Regions from separate parts of the Homo sapiens genome. Here region 1 is linked to region 2. Evidence: read pairs that join two places in POLR2A ChIA-PET (ENCODE). Cell type or tissue: Caco-2. All regions are shown on one strand. Links, peaks and the distances in the headings refer to the core of each region. The heading gives the core; the rest is flanking DNA. Region 1 has its middle 40 kb from the start of CLIC4. Region 2 overlaps CLIC4 (chloride intracellular channel 4).

Region 1 (4,392 bases), core at 293-4,292, 58 kb before region 2:
GCTCCAAAAATGCTCATTTTCCAGACAGGGAAACTGAGGCATGCATAAAATATTTTGTTTTTGTCTGTCTTATTCACTGCTTCATTCCATCTCCCAAAACAATGCTTGGCACATAGTAGGTACTCAGTAAATATTTGTAGAATGACTGACTCATGAATGAATGTGGTTTTTCCAAGGCACTTAGCATTGCACAGGGGCAAAGGCTCATACAATAGAAAGCTGGCTGTCGGGAACAAAGCCTCTTCTCCTCCAACCCCTCAAGTCAAATGGGAAGACTGGGGGGCTCAGAGTAAAGAGTCCACAATCAAGGATATACCCTCACAAGGAAAACAGGCTCTCGTAGGCACACAGCATTTAATCCATTTCCCCCAATACCTAGACACACACACACGCATGCCTCACTTTAGTTACAAGGGCAGCAGAACCCATTCACTCTGTTTAAGCATAAATGGGGAAGGGGGAATTTACTGGCAGGATCCCTGTGCAACCCAAGGGCAGGAAACTCAGCCAGTGCTCCCAAACGGGCCAGAAACAAACACAGAAAGTTTTTTTTTTAAATGACATTATGGGCCGGGTGCGGTGGCTCACACCTGTAATCCCAGCACTTTGGGAGGCCAAGGCAGGTGGATCACGAGGTCAGGAGTTCAAGACCAGCCTGGCCAAGATGGTGAAACCCGGTCTCTAATAAAAATACAAAAATTAGGCCGGGCGTGGTGGCTCACACCTGTAATCCCAGCACTTTGGGAGGCCGAGGCGGGCGGATCACAAGGTCAGGAGATCGAGACCATCCTGTGAATGGTGAAACCCTCTCTGTACTAAAAATACAAGAACTTAGCCGGGCATGGTGGCAGTCGCCTGTAGTCCCAGCTACTTGGGAGGCTGAGGCGGGAGAATGGCGTGAACCCAGGAGGTGGAGCTTGCACTGAGCCGAGATTGCGCCACTGCACTCCAGCCTGGGCGACAGAGTGAGACTCCGTCTCAAAAAAAAAAAACAACGAAAAAACAAAAATTAGCTTGGCGTGGTGGTGGGTGCCTGTAATCCCAGCTACTCGAGAGGCTGAGGCAGGGAATTGCTTGAACCCAGGAGGTGGAGGTTGCAGTGAGCCAAGATCACGCCACTGCACTCCAGCCTAGGTGACAGAGTGAGACTCTGTCTCAAAAAAAAAAAAAAAATGACATTACGGGTTGGACACAGTGGCTCACACCTATAATCCCAGCACTTTGGGAGGCCAAGGCAGGTGGATCACTTGAGGTCAGGAATTGGAGACCAGCCTGGCCAACATTATGAAATCCCGTCTCTACTAAAATACAAAAATTAGCTGGGCGTGGTGGCGGGCACCTGTAATCCCAGCTACTTGGGAGGCTGAAGCAGGAGAATCACTTGAACCCAGGAGGCGGAGGTTGCAGTGAGCTGAGATTGCGCCACTGCACTCCAGCCTGGGTGATAGAGCAAGACTCCATCTCAAAAAAAAAAAAAAGAAAGAAAAAGAAAAAGAAAAAAAAATGACATTACCCGCCATCGCCCCATCCCTCTGGTCTGCACATCCACTTTCTTCTTCTCTTCCCTGCTCAGAACTTTCTCCCAGCCCCTGGCTGTCCCAGGCCCAGCTTTATAGGTCCTCTTGGTTCAAACACCCAACAGAGACTGGGTGTCTGGATCTCAATCACACATTCTCAGCAGAGGGAACCTGACTGGCTGGCTGGTCTTGGGAGCCGTGGGGGTCTAGGGGCCACCGCCCACCACTCAGGGCTGTGGGGGCAGACTCAGAGAGGGGTGTGGTTGTGGAGGGTGGGAAGAAATGAGGCCTGCCCAGGCCCAGCAGCTTGTCTAATTCCTTTCAACCCGCCCCCTCCCGCCGCCTCCCCCCGTCTTCCCAGACAAGAGGTCTTGAATCTCTCCCAGGATGAGGCTGTTAGGCTACCCACACAAACACGACGTCATCCATTGTCCCTCATTATTCATTATTGTTAGAGGGCTCTTAAGTCATCCTTTCTCCTTCTGAACTAGCCGTTGCTCATCTGCTCATGTCTGTGGCTGCAGCAATTAATGCCAGTTTCAGTCAGTACAAACCAATCATTCCCTCGGTTTGCTTCTTTGGCTGCTATAAACAATTTTTTTTTTTTTTTTTTTTTTGAGACAGGGTCTCGCTTTGTCACCCAGGCTGGAGCGCAGTGGTTTGATCTCAGCTCACTGCAGCCTCGACTTCCCCAGGCTCAGGTAGGTGATCCTCCCACTTCAGTCTCCCAAGTGGCTGGGACTACAGGCAGATGCCACCATGCCCAGATAATTTTTAAATTTTTTTGTAGAGACGGGTCTCACTATGTTGCCCAGGCTAGTCTCAAACTCCCAGGCTCAAGTGAGTCTCCCGCCTCAGCCTCCTAAAGGGCTGGGATTACAGGAATGAGCCAGCGCTCCGGCCTAGAAACAATTTTTAAACCTTGTAAATCCAAACCCCATAAAAGAGAGGAACTGATTGGTTCTCCCACTCACCAATTTGTCAGGACTGCCCCTACTGGGCAGAGCTTTCGCACCAGCGGCCTCCGCCCTCCCCCATTCACACTAGCCTATAAAGTGGCTGCCTGAGATCCAGGGACCCGCCCATTCCTGGGCAGTGGTGGTTAGGGGCCCTTTGGGCTTTGGTTTTTGCAAACATTTTCTTTGCTTACCCTGATTCTTCTCTGGGCTGGTGCCAGTTTCGTGTGCTCCTACTCCCGCCCCTATTCTTTGTTCATTGTTTACTGAAGCCTGTTCTTCTCCTTCCTGTGGCTTCCCCACCTTTTTCCTGCTGCTTGCTCATTTTGGACACATCTCTAATTCTAAGTGATGACCACCTACGGTGCTTTCGGCAAGTCCCTTAGCTCCTTGGGCCTCCGTTTCCCCATGTGCATATTTGTGCTACTCAATTCCCACTTCACAGGGTTATGAAAGGAGTTAATGTATCTGCGAGCTCCTGCTACACAGCGAGCACTAAACAAACATCAGTGTCTGCCTTTCTGTTTGGCTTCAGTCCTTAAAGCTGTCAACAGACCAGAGAGGCGGAGCTGGACTAGGAGAGAAGAACCTGAGTTCAAGCCTCTGCTGTGCGTCTAACTTGCTGTGTGACCTTGAGAAGCCCCTTTCCCTCTCTCGGACTCGGTTTCCCCATCTGTCCAATGAGGATTGGACTAGAGGAGCATTTCCCAAACTGAAACTAACAGCACGCCACACAGAGAAAGAGTATCTTTGGAGCCAGGTGCGGTGGCTCACGCCTGTAATCCTAGCACTTTGGGAGGCTGAGGTGGGTGGATCACCTGAGCTCAGGAGTTCAAGACCATCCTGGGCAACATGGTGAAAACCCGTCTCTACTAAAAATACAAAAAGTTAGCTGGGCGTGGTGGTGGGCGCCCGTAATCCCGGCTACTCAGGAGGCTGAGGCAGGAGAATCGCTTAAACCTGGGAGGCAGAGGTTGCAGTGAGCCCACATTGTGCCACTGCACTCCAGCCTGGGCGACAGAGCGAGACTCACAGAAAAAAAGAATATCTTTGGCCAAACATTTTGGGAAAAGCCATTTAACAACTTTCAGAATATTACAGGCACTGAAACTGTGCTGTCCAATATGGTAGCCACTAAACACATGGGACTATTTAAATTAAACATAAATAAAATTTGAAACTCAGTTATTCGGTCTCACTAGCCACATTTCAAGTGCTCAATAGACACACGGGGTTAATGGCTACAGTACAGCAGAGAACAGGTAAGAGCATTGCCTTTAGCACAGAAAGCACCATTTGAAGGCGCTGTAATCAGAGGAGGCCTGCTTCACTTTAATCCAGCATTTCCCAAACACATTGTGCGTGTGTGTTTGTGTGTGTGTGTGTGACACAGGGTCTCATTCTGTCACCCAGGCTGGAGTGCAGCGGCACAAACACAGCTTGCTGTAGCCTTGACTCCTGGGCTCAAGCAATCCTCCTGCCTCAGCCTCCCAAGTAGCTGGGACTACAGGCATGTGCCACCACACCCGGGTAATATTTTTGTATTTTTTTTGTAGAGACAAGGTCTCACGGTGTTGCCAAGGCTGGTCTCAAACTCCTGGGCTCAAGCAATCCTTCTGCCTGCCTCAACCTCCCAGAGTGTTGGGATTACAAGCATGAGCCACCATTGCCTGGCCATGTTTTAACATTTTTCTTGGCTGAAAGGACATTATATTTGTGGAAAGAGAATGGCTTGCTGAGGCTGGAATGCACTGGGAAGGAGAGGAGACAGAGAAATTAGTTGTTCAGGATTAAGAAGCAAGTAGAGGCCAGGAGCTGTGGCTCACGCTTGTAACCTCAGCACTTCAGGAGGCCAAGATGGGTGGATCACAAGGTCAGGAGTTCGAGACCAGCCAGACCAACATGGTGAAACTCTGTCT
Region 2 (4,392 bases), core at 260-4,259:
GAGGGACTGGATGTGGAATGTGAGAGAAAGAGGAGTTAAAGATGATTCTGAGATTTTTGTTCTGAACAGCCAGAATGATGGAGTTGTCATTAACTGAGGTGGAAAAGGCTGTGGGAAGGGCTAGTTCTGATGGGGAGGAGATCAGGAGTTTAGTTTTTTGACGTGTTAAATTCAAATTTATTAATACCTCATAGAACCTATCATCTACTTGGAGAGGCATATGTTAAAGAAACATATAAATAAGGACAGTAGGTTATTATATCAAAGAAAAGAACAGGGCAACTTGAGAAAGAATGGCAGGAAACCCAATTTAGATGGAGGCTCAGTGAGAGCTTTTCTGAGAAAATGACATGTAGGATGAGTAGTAATTAGAATGAGGGGAAAAGCGTTCTAGGTTGAAGGAATCAGCATGTGTAAAGGCTGGAAATAATCAGTTAAGGGTGTGACTGGAAAACAGAGAACAAAAGTGAGCAGTAGAGTGAGGGATTGACAGGGGCCACATCATGGAGGGCCTTGTATGTCATGTGAATTTTGTCCTTAGTAGAAATGGCAGTTCTCAGATGGGTTTAAGTGAGGGAGCTTCAGGATTAGAGTTGCATCTTAATATGAGTAGCCTGGCTCTGTGGAAAATGAATTTAAGGGAGGCAAGAGTGGCAATAAGGACAACTATTTGGAGGCCATTGCCATCAAGAAAGGTGATGGTGGCTTGGATTAATAAGGTGATGGAGAGAAGAGAATGGATTTGAGGTAGATTTTGGAAGTGGTGTCAATAGGAGGATGTTAAGGAGGTATGTGAGAGAGAAAAGTGTGAGAAATGACTTGGGTTTGTAATTAGAGCCACTGGTCAAGAGTTGCCGTTCATGGAGAGGGAGGAGGAGCAGACAGAGTTCAAGTTTTGACTTGTTGAGTATAAGATGGCTGAGATGTCAAGTGGAGATGTTGGTAGAAAGTTGGACCTACAGATCTGTTCAGAAAGAAGTCTAGGCAGGGTAGAGATATTTGGGACTTGATGACATACATATATGTATATATGACATACACACACACATAGAATATTTGGTATTTAAAGTGTATGAGGCTGGATGTGGTAGCTCACACCTATAATCCCAGCACTATGGAAGGCTGAGGTGGAAGATTTGCTTGAGGCCAGGAGTTTTTGACCAGTCTGGGCAACATAGCAAGACCCCATCCCTGCAAAAATAAAAATAAAAAATCAGCTGGGCGTGATGTCACATGCCTATAGTCCTAGCTACTTCAGGAGGCTGAGGCAGGAAGGTTCACTTGAACCCAGGAGTTAGAGGCTACGGTGAGATATGATCATGCCACTGCACTGCCTGATGACGGAGTGAGACTCTCTCTAAAGAAAAAAACAAGTGTATGAGATCATTGTGTGGATGAGTAAAGAGTGAGGAAAATGCCTAGAAGCAAGTTCTGAGGAACTCTAAACACTTAGGGGTTGGGTAATGGAGGAGAAGCTAGACAAGGAGAACAAAGAGGAACTGTGGGGGAACAGTAGTGAGTGGTGAGAGGAAAACTACTAGAGTGAGGTAGGAAGAAGCTAGGAGAGGTTTGTAAGGAGGGAGTGACCAGTTGTATCAAGCTGAGTGTTTGTTGGATTTAACACCCTGGAAGTTACTGGCAACCTTCGTAGTAACAGCTTTGGTGGAGTAGTGGTGGTGGGAAGTCATAATACAGCGGGTAGAAGAATGAAATAGGAAGTAAGAGACTGGAGTCAGTGTGTAAAGCCAACTCTAACAAGAAACTTGGCTATGTAGAAGACACAGGTTGATAGCTGCAAAGGGGGATACATATGAAGGGAAGGCTTTAAAAAGTATGAGCTGTAAGAGCTGGGTTGAATGCTGATTTATTAGAGAAAGAAGTGGAAAATTAAAGAGAGACATGGTTTAATGGATGTCCTTCAAGGAATCTCCCAAATGGCCACCTATTCCACTAGGTCCCCCTCAGTGGTATGTATTGCTTCTTCGTATGAATTTTCATACAACCTTCCCTCCTACTTCTTTACTTGAGGCCAAGTAAACTCTGTGAGGAAGAAATTTTGTTCTTCATCTTTGTATAAGCCAGACTGTCCAACACTATGTTTTTTTGAAGAACCAGCTAAGACAGGTTCTTCCTTTTCCTGACCCCCACACTCTGCAAGTGCAAAAACCATTTTGTTGGTCTCTACTAAAGAAAGAATTGGCTGGGCATGCTGGCTCACTCCTGTAATCCCAGCACTTTGGGAGGCTGTGGTGGGCAGATCATCTGAAGTCGGGAGTTCGAGACCAGCCTGACTAATATGGAGAAACCCCGTCTCTACTAAAAATACAAAAATTAGCCGGGCGTTGTGGCGCATGCTTGTAGTCCCAGCTACTTGGGAGGCTGAGGCAGGAGAATCACCTGAACCTGGGAGGTGGAGGTTGCAGTGAATCGAAATCATGCCACTGCACTCCATGACAGAGTGAGACTCCGTCTCCAAAAAAAAAAAAAAAAAAAAAGAATTAAGTTCAAATCTATAGTCTGGCATTCAAGTCTATGACCTTCATAGTCTAGCTCTAATTAATTGGACAAATTTATCTCCTACTTCTCCTGGGTCTTACAGTCCAGCTAAATTGAACTCTTCTTTGTTTCCATATGAGCTATCTTGTTTCCCTGAAGCAACCTTTCCCATCTCTTCCATTCCCATTTGTTTAAACTCCATAATCCTGTAAATCTCCATTTAAATGTGTCTGCCTTTGTTAATCCTTCAAGATTCATATTTCATGCCTCTTATATGACTCTTCGGTTATCTATTTTGTTGATAGTTTTGCATGTATGTCTTATCTTTGCTATAATAAAGTAAGCTCCAGGAGAGTAGATTCCTTGTCTTATTCATCTTTGCGTCCACCACGATATTTAGTAGATTGTCTGCCTCATAATAGGCATTCAGTAAGTCTTATTGAATGAGTAAATGCACTTAAGTATAGTTGATAGACCTTAACCTACTGCTAGTAAATTATAGTTGGCTAAAAATATTCTTTATAAGTGCTGTGCTTTGGAAAAGGATCATCTGCTTAGCAGCACTGTTTGGTGGGTAGTTGTTGCCCAGGCTGGAGTGCAATGGCACAATCTCTGGCTCACCGCAACCTCCGCCTCCCGGGTTCAAGCGATTCTCCTGCCTCAGCCTCTCGAGTAGCTGGGATTACAGGCATGTGCCACCACACCCGGCTAATTTTGTATTTTTAGTAGAGACGGGGTTTCTCCATGTTGGTCAGGGTGGTCTCGAACTCCCAACCTCAGGTGATCCACCTGCCTTGGCCTCCCGAAGTGCTGGGATTACAGGTGTGAGCCACCACGTCCGGCCAAGGCTCACACTTATAATCCCAGCACTTTGGGAGGCGAGGCAGGTGGATTGCATGACCAGCCTGGACAACATGGTGAAACCCTGTCTCCACAAAAAATGCAAAAATTAGCTGTGTATTGAGGCACACGCCTATGGTCCCAGCTACTTGGGAGGCTGAGGTGGGAGGATTGCTTGAGCCCAGGAGGCGAAGTTTGCAGTGAGCCAAGATAGTGCTACTGTACTCCACCCTGGGCGACAGAGCAAGACCCTATCTCAAGGGAAAAAAAAAAAAATTCATACTCTGGTATCTTCTGGCATTTCACAGAAGGGCATCTGGATTCCTGCCAAAATTGATTCTTTTGTCTTTTATTAAAAATAATCTTTCAAGCAAATTTGAGATTCACCACTAAAGCCCTAAATTTGTTTTTATTTACTTTGTGTTTTAACTCTCTCTCACTGCAGGTTTGTTGTTGTTGTTGTTGTTGGTTTTTTGGTAAGTACAGAGACTACAAATTTAAAAAATCTTTCATTAAACATGTCTTTACTAAGTGCCTACTAGGAACTGCTCTAAGCTCTGGGAAGCAAGAAAATGTACCCTCAGGTGTCAGTAATGAATGAGCTATAAGGAAGGCGTACTATACACAATTATCTTAGATGGGATAATATTTTCCACTAGAGTTATTGTAACTCACTGCCTGGGAGGCCTTTTCACTTCTAGGAAGATCTGGTTTTCCTATATTTAGAATAGATACTGTTCCCATTGACTGTTTTCTGTTGGATTTCTTAAATGCATGAGATAGAAGAAGTATATATGGAAAAGCATTTCATATTTAATTGAAATAATATATACATTTATGGAGTGCTTTCTATGTGCCAGGCACTGTGTTGACTACATCTATGAAATATTAACTCATTTGATTGTTACTCAATAAAATGTTTGCTGAAGGAATATATAGAAGCTTTTATTTTTTTCCGTGCACAGGCTTAATTTCAGAGGAGGTTGGGAGGAAAAGAAGAACTAAAAGATCACATGATTGGGAAAAAGCAAATGCCTAACAAGAAGCCAGAGAAAT

Evidence for each region. ChIA-PET counts read pairs that join two places held together with the same protein. Peaks named below come from ENCODE experiments on the same cell type or tissue, not always from the same donor. Only the 100,000 strongest peaks of a DNase experiment are listed, where the experiment ranks them.
Region 1: POLR2A ChIA-PET joins it to region 2 with 11 read pairs; 16 of 35 experiments call an interaction of 5 or more read pairs at or near these places.

What each region holds. Positions count from the first base shown.
Region 1 is chr1:24,702,929-24,707,320 of GRCh38, forward strand. No RefSeq gene overlaps it. Among named protein-coding and RNA genes, the nearest start is that of CLIC4, 40 kb to the right of the region's middle. In Caco-2, for the core only: no CTCF peak of the experiment used is centred there; a DNase peak (open chromatin) is centred at 2,553; H3K4me3 peaks cover 713 bases.
Region 2 is chr1:24,761,060-24,765,451 of GRCh38, forward strand. The region is part of intron 1 of CLIC4 (chloride intracellular channel 4); the gene reads left to right. Among named protein-coding and RNA genes, the nearest start is that of CLIC4, 18 kb to the left of the region's middle. In Caco-2, for the core only: no CTCF peak of the experiment used is centred there; no DNase peak of the experiment used is centred there.